Linked DNA regions of Homo sapiens: region 1 is linked to region 2. Evidence: chromatin loops called from intact Hi-C (ENCODE). Cell type or tissue: ovary. All regions are shown on one strand.

Region 1 (8,000 bases), 460 kb after region 2:
CCACAACAGGACTGACAGCATAATCTATTTCCCTACAAACAGCATGCATATGACATCATTCTGACAGGTCTAGGCATAATCCCCAACCAGGACCCTCTGCCTTGGAGGTAATGACTTGTGCTCAGATGTTCTACTTTGGCCCCAGCTCCTAACCCATTCCATCCCCCGGCAGGCAGGAATGGCCCTGGGTTTGCAAATATGTTTGTCACGGAGGCCAGGTACCCAGGGCTGGGCTACACAAACACCCTGGACAATGTCCATGGGACTAGGGGTCCCCACCCAGTTGACACTGGTGGTCTTTGAAGGACTCTGGGGTCTTCACAGCTCGCACTGTGGCTTTACTGCATAGGCCTTAGAGGCAGGCTATGTGGGTTCTAATCCTAGCTTCACCACTGAAGTAACCGTGTCAGCCTGGCCAAGCCACAGCAGCTCTCTGTCCCTAACTTTCCCCCTCACTGGCCTGAGTAGGATCTACACCCACTTCACAGAGGGGTTGCAGGAATTAAATGAAATAATCATATGAAGGCAAGCACATAACTAGAGCTCAGAAACGATGAGCTATGTTGTGGCTCCAACTGGAGTCACCCTAGAAAGCTTTGCCCATGATGGCTGAACAAAGACTTCACCTTAAGAAGAATCTCAGAGTGCTGGCAGCAAAAGCTGAGCCTCTGACTGGTACTCCAGTGGAGGAGGCTGGGGGGGTACCAGTTTATCTACATTTGGACGGCCTGCTTCTCATCAGACCACAAGGCCCACTTCGGCAGTGGGATTTTCCCCAGAGGTCCTGAGGTCGGCAGAAAGCTGGTTATCAGTCTCCCACCTTCCTCCCAGTTCTAGAAGGTGACAGAATTAATGGTGGCACGGAAGACAGGTGCAATGAAACGTTTAGACACCAGCCTCAGGCTCACCCTGCCAGCCCTGTGATGGAAGAATGGACTGCAGGGAGTTGGGATAAGAGGGAGTGTTACCCTATTTCGAGGACGGGGAAGGTCCTTCACTTTGGTAATCCTCTGGAAGGGCTGCTCTGAAGCAGCCATTTTCAAAATAGAGGTCACGTGGTCACAACGAGCCTCAAGGTGGCCACCAAACCGCAGCCCCTGGCCCTTCCCAGGAGTATCTGGCGGACTTACCGAAGAGCAGCGGCTTGAGGCTGAGGGTTCGGATGAAGTGATCCCTGTCGGTGACCAGCTGGACCTTACGCTCGTGCCCCACCTAAGGAAAAGGCGCACAGCGGGCAGCTGGGGCGCCAGACCGCGCTGCCCAAGAAGGGCCAAGTCGCCCCGGCCCGGAGAGCGACAGCAGGCGAGTGAGTGGGAGCGCGCGGGACCGACGCAGAGCAGCGCCGGGGGCAGCGTGGGGACCCGGGCTGAGCGCCGGTCCTCTCGGGCTCAGCCGTGCAGGGCCTGGAGCGCGGCGGGGCAGGGAGGTCCTCACCTTGATGCCCTCCAGCCGGGTGAGGGGACCTAAGGTGGGCTCGGGCCCGGGGCCCTGGGCACGGTGTTGGGGCCCGGGATCGCTGCTTTCGTCGCCGTTGCTGTAGTGCACGAAGAGCAGCAGCGCCAGCACGTTACCCAGGTACAGGTGCACGAACACCATCAGCACCAGGAAGTAGGCGCGCGAGCAGATGCCGCGGGGCTTGCACAGCGGACGCACCGGTGCGTCCTCGCCGTCGCCCAGCCCGGCCGCCGCCTGAGCCTGGCAGTGGTCTGGCGGCGCCCACTGCGGCCTCGAGGCCTCCTCGGCCGCCGCGGTCTCAGGCCGCTGGCCTGTCACCGCCGCTGCCGCCATGGCACCCAGGTCGCGCGCGCGCCCAGGGGAGGGGCCGCGGGGGTGCCCGCGCTGCGCAGTCGCCCGGACAACGGCCGCCAGGCCCGCGAGCGCCGCGGTCACTAGGAGACGGTGCCTGGGGGTGCTGAGCCCGCCCGGAGCCGCCTGCGTCCGCGCCGGGCTCGGCCTTCCTGCGCCTTGAGCCCCAGCCCACGCTGGGGCTTCTCTTCCCAAGCTGGGTTGCCGTCGGGCAGAGCTGTACACTCTCCAAGTCAGAAGCCAAGGTCCCAAGCGTAGACGCGGACAAGAGCGGCACCATTAAGGCATACACTAGTGGGAGCTTCTCGGTGCCTGCGTGAAGACGCCCTCTTGCCTCCGGGAAAAGTATCGTCTGCATCTTCTTGCTCCAGGAGCGGGGGTGGGGAGCGCAGCGCGGAGGAGGCAGCGCTGAGATGACTCAACAGTGCGGCATTTGGGGGCGCCGCGGAGGCTGGGACTGCGTAAGCGGCGATAGGGTAGGACCCACAGCCTCCTCGCAGGCATTCTTGGAGCTCGGTTCCGCGGTCGGTCCGGATCTCCCGGGAAGTCTCGCCGGAGTCAGGCAGGCCTTAGGAAGAAGCTGCCTGATGTGCAAGGTTTCATAGGCCGTCAGAGGGGGCATCCTGGAGGAGCCCTGGCATCAGGAAAGTGAGCCCCCCATGGCAGCCCGCAGGAATGAACCAGTGCTCAGGTATATGGAACACTCCTTGCATCAAAGCTGGCACGTGTGAAGAGGCGGGAAGGGACTCTTCCATAACTGAGACACCATTACCTCAGAGAAAAATTAAACAGATTATCACCAAAAACGGGGGTGGGGGGAGGACATACCTACCAGTGGTCAAGTGCCAAGGCATCCCTGCTCTTCTAGAGCTGGTTATCCTCAGGAAGAGATTACTACACGCCCTCAGGGCAGAAGCTGACCCCCCTCCCCGAGGTGGACTTGCAGGCAAGAGCAACACTTTTAAGGCAGGTCACACTGGTGGTTTCTCCCTACCCTGGTTAAGACCCCCACTACCTCTACTCCCATCTCCTCTCCCTTCCCCATAGCAAAGCATAGTCTGCATTTTCTAGTCCCCTCAAGTCAAGGCAGGCCAGGGGCTCCAAGGGCAGGCCCACCTCTTTCTTCTAAGATTTTTTGTGTGTGTGTGACGGAGTCTCACTCTGTCGCCCAGGCTGGAGTGCAGTGGCGCGATCTTGGCTCACTGCAACCTCTGCCTTCCGGGTTCAAGCAATTCTCCTGCCTCAGCCTACCAAGTAGCTGGCATGCGCCACCATGGCGGGCCAATTTTTTTTTTTGTATTTTTATTTATTATTATTTAGTTTTAATTTTTTAATTATAATTTTTTTTTTTTTTTTGATACAGAGTCTCGCTCTGTCGCCAGGCTGGAGTACAGTGGTGTGATCTCAGCTCACCGAAAGCTCCGCCTCCCGGGTTCAAGCAATTCTCCTGTCTCAGCCTCCCAAGTAGCTGGGACTACAGGTGCCCGCCACAATGCCCGGCTAATTTTTATATTTTTAGTAGAGACAGGGTTTCACCATGTTGGCCAGGCTGGTCTCAAACTCGTGACCTCAGGTGTTCCACCCACCTTGGCCTCCCAAAGTGCTGGAATTACAGACATAAGGCACCACACCCAGACCAAATCTCCTAAATTCTTAAATATAATAAACCAACCAACAGAACCATAATTTTACCAAGGATCTCATGGCTTTCTCATACCTTTTCTGGAATGAAGTTGAGACTATTTCCCTCTAGCCTTTTTTTTTTTTCCCCGAGACAGAGTCTTGCTCTGTCACCCAGGCTGGAGTGCAGTGGCTTCATCTCGGCTCACTGCAACCTCTGCCTCCCGGGTTCAAGCAATTCTCCTGCCTCAGCCTCCCAAGTAGCTGGGATTACAGGCACGTGCCACCACGCCCAGCTAATTTTTATATTTTTAATAAAGATGGGGTTTCACCATGTTGGCCAAGCTGGTCTCAAACTCCTGACCTCGTGATCCGCCCGCCTTGGCCTCCCAAAGTGCTGGGATTACAGGCATGAGCCACCGCGACCGGCCCCTCTAGCCTTTTAAAAACTAGAATTTGATCACCATAAAATCTGTACTTTGCTTAACCTATTTTCCTGAACTCCATTCTTACACCTATTACCTGAACTAGGCCTACCACTAAGCACAGGTACTGATAGCTCATTGCCAGACAACAGAAAGCAAGCAGGTTGCAGGGCTGCTCCACCTGCTGTCAGCTGTGGGAATTTCACAACCACATCAGAAACCAGAATTTCTCAGTCTTTTAAAAGCCTGGCCCTTTGATGCCATGACAATACATACTACCAAATCCAGGCCTTCTATTGATCTGTATTCTTTTTTTTTTTTGAGGTGGAGTCTCGCTCTGTCGCCCAGGCTGGAGTGCAGTGGTGCCATCTCGGCTGACTGCAAGCTCTGCCTCCCGGGTTCACGCCATTCTCCTGCCTCAGCCTCCTGAGTAGCTGGGACTACAGGTGCCTGCCACCACGCCCGGCTAATTTTTTTGTATTTGTTTTTTAGTAGAGATGGGGTTTCACTGTGTTAGCCAGGATGTTCTCGATCTCCTTGCCTTGGCCTCCCAAAGTGCTGGGATTACAGGAGTGAGCCACTGTGCCTGGCCTTTTTTTTTTTTTTTTTTTTTTTTAGACAGTCTCGCTCTGTCGTGCCCAGGCTGGAGTGCAGTGGCGCGATCTCAGCTTACTGCAACCTCTGCCTTCTGGGTTGAAGCTATTCCCCTGCCTCAGCCTCCAGAGTAGCTGGGATTACAGGCACCTACCACCAGGCCTGGCTAATTTTTTGTATATTTTAGTAGAGGTGGGGTTTCACCATGTTGGTCAGGCTGGTCTCAAACTCCTGACTGCAGGTGATCCGCCCCCTCGGCCTCCCAAAGTGCTGGGATTACAGGCATGAGCCACCACGCCTGGCCTGTTTAAGACAGGGTCTTGCTCTGTCACCCAGGCTGGAGTGCAGTGGTGTGATCACAGCTTTCTGCAGCACCTACCCCCAGGCCCAAGCAATCCTCCTAGCTCAGCCTCCCAAGTAGCTGGGATTACAGGTGTGCAGCACCACGCCCAGCTAATTTTTATTTTTTATTTTTGTAGGAAGAGATCTCCCTGTTGTCCAGGCTGGTCATGAACTCCCAGGGCTCAAGCAGTTCTCCAGTCTCAGCCTCCTGAAGTGCTGGGATTATAGGCATGAGCCACCACGCCAGGCCCCTAACTCATTTTAAATGGCTGTGTAATGTGGATGATGACAGCACCTACCTCAAGGGGCTGCTGTGAGGACTAAATGGGTATGTTCTCAGTTAACATTAGTGTGATTGTCTTTGTGAGGTCCCACTTCTATCACTTTCTATCCCGCCCCAAGCAGAGCCTGTTATACAGGAGATGCTCAGATGCTTATTGTGTAAACCCCTGTGGGCTACATGGAAAATCCCTCCTGACTTCGCTAGAAGGTGCTATCTTCTCTCTTTTTAGGATTGCCAAAGGTATGGTGCCAAGGCCATAGTACCCTGGCCCCACTGATCTGCAGGAGTGGCCCTGAGCATGGGTGGTCCTTTGCTCCTGGCCTTGCTGCTCCAGTAAAAACATTCACTAGTGGGCTGGGTGTAGTGGCTCATGCCTGTAATCCCAGCACTTTGGGAGGCCAAGGCAGGAAGATAGCTTGAACTCAGGAGTTTGAGACCAGTCTGGGCAACATGGCAAGACCCTGTCTCTACAAAAAAAAATACAAAAATTAGGGGAGCATGGTGGCACACACTGGTCCCAGCTACTCGGGGAGCTGAAGCAGAATAATTGAGCCCAGGAGTGGAGGCCGCAGTGAGCAGAGATCATGCCACTGTACTCCAGTCTGGGCGATAGAGCGAGACTGTCTCAAAACAAAAAACAAACATTCACTAGTGATCAATTCCTTCTATGTTCCCCATGGATTGGAAGCTCCTGGAAGCTAGAGCACGTGAATCACTTGCATACCACTGTATGCCCAGGTGCCAAGCGTGGGGCTTGGCACACCTGAGGTCCAGAGGAAGAGCTGCGGAGTTCAGACTGGCAATGTATGAGGCCTCTTCTAGCCACAGGTGCCCTGTGCATGTTGCCCACAGCTATGGAGCCTCCACTCTACCCCTGAGCTACTTATCACTGACACTACTGCCACTTCTGACACCACAAATGTGGACCCCCTTAATCAATCCAAACCTCATTTCCTGTCCTTCACCCTTGAGATTAGACTCCACACTTGTTTCTGCCCCAAGTTGTCTCTTCATAACCCTTAGGGCTCCCGTGAAGCTGGAGTTCACCCTGCCATATTCCACAGCCCTACATTCCCATGTCTGCTTTGGAGGGGTCCGGAGGTCTCAGAATGGGGGGGTTGGGACATTTATATCAGTACTCTACCACAACCCTGGGATCTATCTGTGGTGGGGAATGATTCAGCCTGTACTGAGGGAGAGGAGAGCGGAAAACTGGCAGGATTTTCTACTTCATTCCACAGGGATCACTTACAGGTGCCCTCTCCCCCAACAGCCAGAAAGGGAAAACAGAGCCGAGTTTGGCCACTGGGGCCTCCACAGCCCTCTGGAAGAAGGGGCTGACTGATAGGAAGGCACTCCTCTGGTGTTCACTGGCCAGACCCCTGTGGGCTCAGAAGACTACCTAGACCCCATGAAGAAAGACTCTAGACACATTTTTATAATCAGAAACTTACAGTTTATTGTGAATAAACCACTCAACTTTGAGCAGATGACATTGCCTCAATTAACTTTTTCGTTGAAGAAAAACAAAGATATATGGTAAATTCATGAAAATACTGTGTCCTTTCTCTTCCACCCTTTGTAGGGCAGAAAAATTCTGCCTGACCTTTCCCATCTTCCTGATGATGTTAACAAACGACAGCCACTGAGGGCACAGGAGGGGGCTCTACACAGGCCAAGAGCTACAGGCTACAGTCTGAGCACAGAAAACCCTCCAGCTCCAGCATCCAGGGCCACAGCTGGACACAAGTACAGAACCTGGCAGCCCTGCAGCCCAGACAATGCCCAGGGTGTGATTTAGGGTGCAGAGCTGCAACTCAGATCCTGTGCCATGGCAGTATCACAGGAAGGACTTGACGGAGAGGTGAAGGCTCCAGACGCCAGGATATTTATTCCCTGTGCCAATACAGCATTCACACCTGACCTCCAGGTCCTGCAGCAGGTACTCTCCTCATTCACAGTTAGCTCCCCACTGTTCCATTCTGGGTTCATTTGCTATACTCCTAATCTGTTCTCCCAATCCACCCCACAGTCTCTCCCTTGCTGGGGACAACACAGGAAGAGACAAAACCTGAGGAAGGAAAAAGGGAACCTGCAACCAGCCATGGACCTCATGATCCCATGAGTCACAGCTATCCTCTGTCTTTAAGAATGACTGTTTTATAGCTTACATGGTACCTGGGAAATTGCTGACTTGCAGCTGAAATGTATGAATACCAAAGAATTTCTATCACAATATTCACAGATCTCTGTATCAGCTCTACTTGGAGGTCAAGCAGGCTTGGGAGAGTATAGACTGCTCTGCCTGCCCTAGAGTGGAAGCATTGAACAAAGCCACAAAAACCCCAGAGATCACAGATCTAACTTTTCAATGGCCCACAGGACCAGGTTCAGGACAGGTAGGACACCAGGCAAACCACTTGTTCCCTTGCGCTTCATTGTGCAAAAGCTGGTCTGTTCCTCTGGCCAGACCCTCCTTAGTACAGGATCTCGGACCACAAACCAAGGAGTCTCGTGGCCTTGGATTCCCAGACCCTAGGATGGTATCCCTCTGACAGCTGGAACCAGGCAAGGGGGAACACACCTCAGCCTCAGAGCAGCCTCTGGACACTCTCCAGGTAACATGAAAATAACTTGTGCAAACACAGCCCCCATGCCAGAAAGTCCAGTGCCCTAGGAAGGGCTATCCTGAATTCTGACCCTGATGTTTGCCAAAGGAGAATGCAGCAAGACAGTGTCAGGTTTGGCCAAATGTGACCCTGCTCAGAGCTATACCACTTGAATACTGGCACAAAAGAAAGGACCAAGGTAAAGCAAATTTATTTGGGAGGAACAATTCCCTTCAAAAGTAGATCCCTATCTTTAGGAGACAAAAGGCAACACTGTGATGAACCCACACCCCCTAGTTTGGGGGGCCACAGGCCCAACCC
Region 2 (8,000 bases):
AGTGGTGCAAGCTCGGCTCACTGCAAGCTCCGCCTTCCAGGTTCACGCCATTGTCCTGCCTCAGTCTCCCGAGTAGCTGGGACTACAGGCGCCCGACACCACGCCCGGCTAATTTTTTTGTATTTTTAGTAGAGACAGGGTTTCGCTGTGTTAGCCACGATGGTCTCGATCTCCTGACCTCGTGATCTACCCGCCTCGGCCTCCCAAAGTGCTGGGATTACAGGCGTGAGCCACCGCGCCCGGCCAATTTTTGTATTTTTAATAGAGATGGGGTTTCACCATGTTGGCCAAGCTGGTCTCGAATTCACAACCTCAGGTGATTCTCCCGCCTCGGCCTCCCAAAGTGCTGGGATTACAGGCATGAGCCACTACGCCTGGCCAATTTTTTGTATTTTTAGTAGAGACAGGGTTTCCCTATGATGGCCAGACTGGTCTTGAACTCCTGACCTCAGGTGATCCACCCACCTTGGCCTCCCAATGTGTTGTGATTACAGGCATGAGCCACCATGCCTGGCTTTTTGTTTTGTTTTGTTTTTTTGGACAGATCTTGTTTGGTGGCCCAGGCTGGAGTACAGTGGGGCGATCACGGCCCACTGCAGTCTTGAACTCCTGTGCTCAAGCAATCTTCCCACCTCAGCCTCGCAAAGAACTATTTTATTTTATTATTATTATTATTTTTTGAGACAGAGTTTCGCTTTTGTTGCCCAGGCTGGAGTGCCATGGCGCAATCTCAGCTCACCGCAACCTCTGCCTCCCAGGTTCAAGCAATTCTCCTGCCTCAGCCTCCCGAGTAGCTGGGATTACAAGCATGCACCACCATGCCTAGCTAATTTCGTATTTTTAGTAGAGATGGGGTTTCTCCATGCTGAGTCTGGTCTCGAACTCCTAACCTCAGGTGATCTGCCCACCTCGGCCTCCCAAAGTGCTTGGATTACAGGCGTGAGCCACTGCGCCCGGCCTATTTTATTTTATTTTATTTTATTTTTTTGAGACATAGTCTTGCTCTGTGGCCCAGGCTGGAGTGCAATGGCGCAATTTCAGCTCACTACAAACTCTGCCTCCCGGGTTCAAACAATTCTCCTGCCTCGGCCTCCTGAGTAGCTGGGATTACGGGCGCCTGCCACAACGCCCAACTAATTTTGTGTGTGTGTTTTTAGTAGAGATGAGATTTCATCATGTTGGCCAGGCTGGTCTCGAACTCCTGACCTCAAGTGATCCACCCACCTCTGCCTCCCGTAGTGGTGCTGGGTTTACACTGCACTCCAGCCTGGGAGACAGAGCGAGACTCCGTCTCAAAAAACAAACAAACAAACAAAAGCTCTATGAGAGGAGAACCTTTGCTGTATGTTTCTGTGAGAAAAGTGTTCAGTAAATAATAGTTTTTTATTTTATATATATATATATTCGTTTGTTTTTTCTTTTGAGACAGAGTCTTGCTCTGTGGTGCCCAGGTTTGAGTGCTGTGGCGCGATCTTGGCTCACGGCAGCCTCTGCCTCCTGGGTTCAAGCGATTCTCCTGCCTCAGCCTCCCGAGTAGCTGGGACTACAGGTCATCATGCCTTGCTAACTTTTGTATTTTTAGGAGAGACGGGGTTTCACAATGTTGGCTAGGCTGGTCTCAAACTCCTGGCCTCAGGTGATCCACCCGCCTTGGCCTCACAAAGCATTGGGATTACAGGTGTGAGCCACCGTGCCAGGCCTATATTTATTTATTTTTTTTAGAGACAGGGTCTCACTATGTTGCCCAGCCTGGCCTCAAACTCCTGGGATCAAGCAATCCTCCTGCCTCACCCTCCCAAAGTGCTGGGATTACAGGCATGAGCCACTGTACCCAGCAAAATATTTGTTAAATAAAAAAAATCATAAAGCTGAAACTAGATCTATATACAATTTGGCAGAAGGATTCTATGACCACTCATCAGCTGTGTGGCTTTGAGCAAGTTATTCAATCTTCCTATTTTTCCATTCAGTTTTCTTACCTTTCCACTCAGTTTCTTTTCTTTCTTTTTTTTTTTTTTTTTGAGACGGAGTCTCGCTCTCGTCGCCCAGGCTGAAGTGCAATGGCTCGATCTCAGCTCACTGCAACCTCCCCCTCCCAGGTTCAAGGGATTCTCCTGCCTCAGCCTCCCGAGAAGCTGGGATTACAGACGCATACCACCACGCCCGGCTATTTTTTGTATTTTTAGTAGAGACAGGGTTTCCCCTGGCTGGGCATGGTGGCTCACGCCTGTAATCCCAGCACTTTGGGAGGCCGAGGCGGGCGGATCATGAGGTCAGGAGATCGAGACCATCCTGGCCAACATGGTGAAACCTCTTCTCTACTAAAAATACAAAAATTAGCTGAGCGTGGTGGCATGCAACTGTATTCCCAGCTACTCGGGAGGCTGAGGCAAGAGAATCGCTTGAACCCAGGAGGTGAAGGTTGCAGTGAGCCGAGATCACATCACTGTGCTGCAGCCTGGCAACAAAGCAAGACTCCGTCTCAAAAAAAAAAAAAGAGCGAGACGGGGTTTCACCATGTTGGCCAGGCTGGTCTCAAACTCCTGACCTTGTGGTCCGCCTGCCTCGGGCTCCCAAAGTCCTGGGATTACAAATGTGAGCTGCCACGCCTGACCCATTTACTACAAGTTTATGCATACATCCTCTGAGGGCAGGAGTTCTTACCTTGAAGGCTGTGGGCAGTCTTTATGGGTCTCTGGAAAGAAAGAGAGAGAAGGAAGGAAGGAGGGAGGGAAGGAAGGAAGGAGGGAAGGAGGGAGGGAGGAAAAGAAAGAAAGAAGAAGGGAAGGAAGGAAGAAAAAAAAAGGGCTGGGCAGAGAATGAATGGGCTTGCAAAATACTCTTTCAGCCAGCCATTTCCAGAATTCAGGTGTGGACCATACAAAAGGGAGCCTGGCACAGTGTTGTTATTTTTCATTGTCTTGGTAATGCTAGGACATAAGAGCAGAGAAAAACCTTTGGAAAGTTGGGGATCCGAGGTTAAGGTAAGGAATATCATTCCAGGCCCCATCAGCCTTGGATAGATGAGCTTGATTCTCAGAGGCAGGTGATGCTCCATCTTCCAGCAGATGGCGCTAACTGTCCTTATTATATCTGAGGGTTGCCAGGTTAGAGACTGTTCTCGGAGACCTGAGATAGGGACTGGTCGCAGGAAATGGTGCCAAGGAAACGGAAGGTCATCATTCACTAATTAAACACCAACTAAACACCTATGTGCCAAGGCCTATTCTAGACACTGAGAATTTGGCCATGAACAAGACAAAGTCCTACTTTTACAAGGGGTGCATTTTAGAGATGTGTTGTCAAATATGATAGTCACCAGTTTACACATGGCTACTGAGCACTTGAAATGTGGCTAGTCCGCGGGACGCGGTGGCTCATGCCTGTAATCCCAGCACTTTGGGAGGCCGAGGTGGGCAGAATACGAACGAGGTCAGGAGTTCGAGACCAGCCTGACCAACATGGTAAAACCCCGTCTCTACTAAAAATACAAAAATTAGCCGGGCGTGGTGGCGGGTGCCTGTAATCCCAGCTACTCAGGAGGCCGAGGCAGGAGAATCGCTTGAACCTGGGAGGCGGAGGTTGCAGTGAGCCGAGATCGCGCCACTGCACTCCAGCCTGGGCGACAGAGCGAGACTCCATCTCAAAAAAAAAAAAGGGCCAGGCGCTGTGGCTCACGCCTGTAATCCCAGCACTTTGGGAGGCCAAGGCGGGCGGATTGCCTGAGCTCAGGAGTTCGCGACCAGCCTGGGCAACACGGTGAAACCCCGTCTCTACTTAAATACAAAAAATTAGCCGGGCGTGGGTGCCCCTATAGTCCCAGCTACTTGGGAGGCTAAGCCGGAAAATCGCTTGAACCAGGAAGGCGGAGGTTGCAGTGAGCCGAGATCGTGCCACTGCACTCCAGCCTGGGCGACAGAGCGAAACTCCATCTAAAAAAAATAAAAATAAAAATAAAAGAAATGTGGCTAGTTCAAATTGAGATGTGCTGTAAGTGTAAAATATACACCAATGTCAAATATTTCGTATGGAAAAAATGACCTAAACTAATATTTTAAACATTAATTTTTATGTTGAAATGATCATCTTTTATATACAAGTGAAATATCCTATTAAAATAAATTTAACCTATTTCTTTCTTTCTTTTTTTCTTTTTTTTTTTTTTTGAGACGGAGTCTTGCTCTGCTACCCAGGCTGGAGTGCAATGGCATGATTTTTGGCTCATTGCAAACTCCACCTCCTGGGTTCAAGTGATTTTCCTGCCTCAGCCTCCCAAGTAGCTGGAATTACAGGTGCCCACCACCACACCCAGCTAATTTTTGTATTTTTAGTAGAGACGGGGTTTCACCATGTTGGTCAGGCTGGTCTTGATCTCCTGACCTCAGATGATCCACCTGCCTTGGCCTCCCAAAGTGCTGGGATTACAGGCGTGAGCCACCGTGTCTGGCCTCACTATGTCGCCCAGGTTAGAGTTTAGTGGCATGATCATGGCACACTGCAGCCTCCACCTCCCAGGTTCAATCGATTCTCATGTCTCAGCCTTCCCGAGTAGCTGGGATTTACAGGCAGATGCTACCACACCCAGATAATTTTTTTTTTTTGAGATGGAGTCTCGCTCTGTCGCCCAGGCTGGATGGAGTGCAGTGGTGCAATCTCGGCTCACTGCAAGTTCCACCTCCCGGGTTCATGCCATTCTCCTGCCTCAGCCTCCCTAGTAACTGGGACTACAGGCGCCCGCCACCACGCCTGGCTAATTTTTTGTATTTTTAGTAGAGACAGGGTTTCTCTATGTTGGCCAGTCTGGTCTTGAACTCCCGGCCTCAAGTGATCCACCTGCCTTGGCCTTCCAAAGTGCTGGGATTACAGGCATGGGCCACCTTGCCCAGCCGAGACTTTTTATTTATTTAGTTATTTTGAGATAGGGTCTTGCTCTGTTGCCCAGGCTAGAGTGCAGTAATATAATCATGGCTCACTGCAGGCTAAAACTCTCCAGCTCAAGCAATCCTCTTGTGCCTCGGTCTCCCGAGTAGCTGGGACTACAGGCGTGTACCACCATGCCCACCAATTTTTTTTTTTTTTTTTTTTTTTTTGGTAGAGATGAGGTTTCCCTCTGTTGCCAAGGCTGGTCTTAAACTTCTGGGTGCAAGTGATCCTCCTGATTGGGCCTCCCAAAGTGCTTGGATTACAGTTGTGAGTCACCTCGCCCAGCCTAAGGGAGACTTTAACTATGAGTTATATCTATCTATGTTTATGATATTAGAAATTAAAACTGAGAAAACTTTAAACTATTTCTTTTTGTTTGTTTTCTTTTTATTGAGACAGGGTCTCACTCTGTCACCCAGGCTGGACTGCAATGCTGAGATCATATGTCACTACAGCCTTGACCTTCTGGGCTCAAGTGATCCTCCTGCCTCAACCCCCTGAGTAGCTGGGACTACAGGTGTGTGCAACCACACCCAGCTAATTTTTCTTTTTTTTTGCAATGTTTGTGGAGATGGGGTTTTGCCATGTTGCCCAGGCTGTTCTCTAACTCCTGACCTCTGGTGACCCGCCTGCCCTGGCCTCCCAAAGTTTTGGGATTACAGGTGTGAGCCACAGCACCCGGCTACTATTTGCCTATAAACAATAGGCCGGGTGGGTCACCTGAGTATTAAATCATATTTATAGCAGGCCATTGGTTTGGGTAGAACTCCTGTACTAGGCCCAAAAGACCAAACCAAAATTGAGTTACTTGTGCTGAAGTGCCATTCCACGAAGCTGCAACTAAATTATTTATCTAATCTTCCAAGAAATTAGGAGAGAGAGGCCGAGTGCAGTGGCTCATGCCTGTAATCCCAGGACTTTGTGAGGGCGAGGCAGGCGGATCACTAGAGGTCAGAAGTTCAAGACCAGCCTGACCAACATGAAGAAACTCCATCTCTACTAAAAATACAAAATCAGCCCGGCGTGGTGGCGCATACCTGTAATCCCAGCTACTTGGGAGGCTGAGGCAGGAGAATTGCTTGAACCCAGGAGGCAGAGGTTGCAGTGAGTGAAGATCATGCCATTGCACTCCAGCCTGGGCAACAAGAGCAAAACTCCATCTCAAAAAAAAAAAAGAAAGAAAGAAAAAGAAAAGAAATCAGGAGAGAGAGAGATAATAGCCAAATCTCCAAACAAGTCAATTTTAGACAACATGATAGAGAAATTCCCTCTGCTTTAACCTCTACAAAGAACATACTTTTGAAAGAACCAATCCCCTTTTGTTCACTGTTTCTGCTTTCCTCAACCCTTTTCTGCCTACGCAGCCAAACTGCTCTGCTCAGTTCATCAGAACACTCACTGTATTTTATTTTATTTTATTTTTTTGAAACAGAGCCTCACTCTGTTGCCCAAGCTGGAGTGCAGTGGCGCAATCTCAGCTTATTGCAACCTCCACCTTCCGGGTTTAAGAGATTCTTGTGCCTCAGCCTCTGGAGTAGCTAGGATTACAGGCATGTGCCACCACACCTGGCTAATTTTTGCATTTTTTAGTAGAGACGGGGTTTCACCATGTTGGCCAGGCTGGTCTTGAACCCCTGGCCTCAAGAGATCCACCTGCCTCAGCCTCCCAAAGTGTTGGGATTACAGGCGTGAGCCACCACGCCCAGCCTCATTCTATTTTATAGAATGAAGTGTTGCCTGATTGTGGAATCATAGATAAAAGCCAGTTAAGATCCTTAAACTAGCTGGGCACTGTGGCGTGCACCTGTAGTCTCAGCTACTCAGAAAGCTGAGATGGGAGAGTCACCTGAGCCCAGGAGTTCAAGGCTTCAGTGAGCCACTCCACTGCATTCCAGCCTGAGCGACAGAGATTCTATCTCAGAAAAAAAAAAAAAAAAGAAAGAAAAGAAAAAAGGAAAAAAAAGGAGATCCTTGCTGGGCACAGTGGCTCACGCCTGTAATCCCAACACTTTGGGAGTCCAAGACAGGTGGGTCACCTGAAGTCAGGAGTTCAAGACCAGCCTGGCCAACATGGTGAAACCCTGATTCTACTAAAAATACAAAAATTAGCCAGGTGTGGTGGCGGGTGCCTGTAATCCCAGCTACTCAGGAGGCTGTGGCAGGAGAATCATTTGAACCTGGGAGGTAGAGGTTGCAGTGACCTGAGACTGCGCCATTCCACTCCAATCTGGGCAACAAGAGCAAAATTCCATCTCAAAAAAAAAAAAAAAGCGATCCTTAAACTAAATTTGTTGTGATTTTGTTTTTGACAAGATTGGAAGATGGATTAAAAGAGACAAGATCCAGCTATATGCTGCCCCCAAGAGTCTTACTTTAAATATAAGGACACTTTGGGAAGTTGAGGTGGGCAGATTGCTTGAGCTCAGGGTTTCGAGACCAGCCTTGGCAACACCATGAAACCCAGTCTCTACAAAAAATACAAAAACTAGCTGGGTAGGGTGGCCTATGCTTGTAGTCCCAGCTATTCAGGAGGCTGAAGTGGGAGGATGGCTGAGATAGGCCACTGCACTCCAGCCTGGGCAACAGAGCCAGACCTTGTCTCAAAGAAAGAATGAATGAATGAATGAATGGCCGGGCGTGGTGGCTCACACCTGTAACCCCAGCTCTTAGGTAGGCAGAGGCAGGAGAATAGCTTGAGCCCAGGAGTTCCAGACCTGCCTGGGCAATATAGCGAGACCCCATTCTCCACCAAAAAAAAAAAAAAGACAATAAATAAATAAATGAACACAAAGAAATTATAAGAAATGGCCAGGCCCAGTGGCTCACGCCTGGCACTTTCAAAATCCTAGCACTTTGAGAGGCTGAGGCGGGCAGATCACATGAGGTCAGGAGTTCGAGACCAGCCTGGACAACATGGGGAAACCCCGTCTCTACTAAAAATACTAAAAATTAGCCAGGCGTGGTGGTGGGCGCCTGTGATCCCAGCTACTTGGGAGGCTGAGGCAGGAGAAGTGCTTGATCCCAGGAGGTGGAGGTTATAGTGAGCCGAGATCATGCCACTGCACTCCAGCCTGGGG

What was found. A loop is a pair of places that touch in the nucleus more often than their neighbours do. Peaks named below come from ENCODE experiments on the same cell type or tissue, not always from the same donor. Only the 100,000 strongest peaks of a DNase experiment are listed, where the experiment ranks them.
Region 1: it touches region 2 in a loop (7-fold over the local background); 43 of 110 quality-filtered maps call a loop at or near these places.

Annotation. Positions count from the first base shown.
Region 1 is chr3:48,984,045-48,992,044 of GRCh38, reverse strand. It overlaps ARIH2 (ariadne RBR E3 ubiquitin protein ligase 2), which reads right to left. Exons shown (of 16, transcript NM_006321.4): 16 at 5,663-8,000. It overlaps P4HTM (prolyl 4-hydroxylase, transmembrane), which reads right to left and starts at 1,804. Exons shown (of 9, transcript NM_177939.3): 1 at 1,435-1,804; 2 at 1,131-1,212. The coding sequence starts at 1,788. LOC124909376 (a long non-coding RNA gene) reads left to right here and starts at 2,173. Exons shown (of 2, transcript XR_007095903.1): 1 at 2,173-2,497; 2 at 6,312-6,560. RefSeq lists enhancers at 832-1,393, 2,051-2,210, 1,958-2,520, 2,521-3,084 and a silencer at 1,561-1,940. In ovary, CTCF peaks have their summits at 1,896, 2,095 and 4,047 (motif pointing left); DNase peaks (open chromatin) are centred at 1,102, 1,531, 2,194 and 4,022; H3K4me3 peaks cover 2,230 bases; H3K27ac peaks cover 3,582 bases.
Region 2 is chr3:49,444,357-49,452,356 of GRCh38, reverse strand. No RefSeq gene overlaps it. Among named protein-coding and RNA genes, the nearest start is that of NICN1, 19 kb to the right of the region's middle. RefSeq lists enhancers at 3,233-3,372, 7,860-8,000. In ovary, a CTCF peak has its summit at 3,087 (motif pointing right); a DNase peak (open chromatin) is centred at 3,066.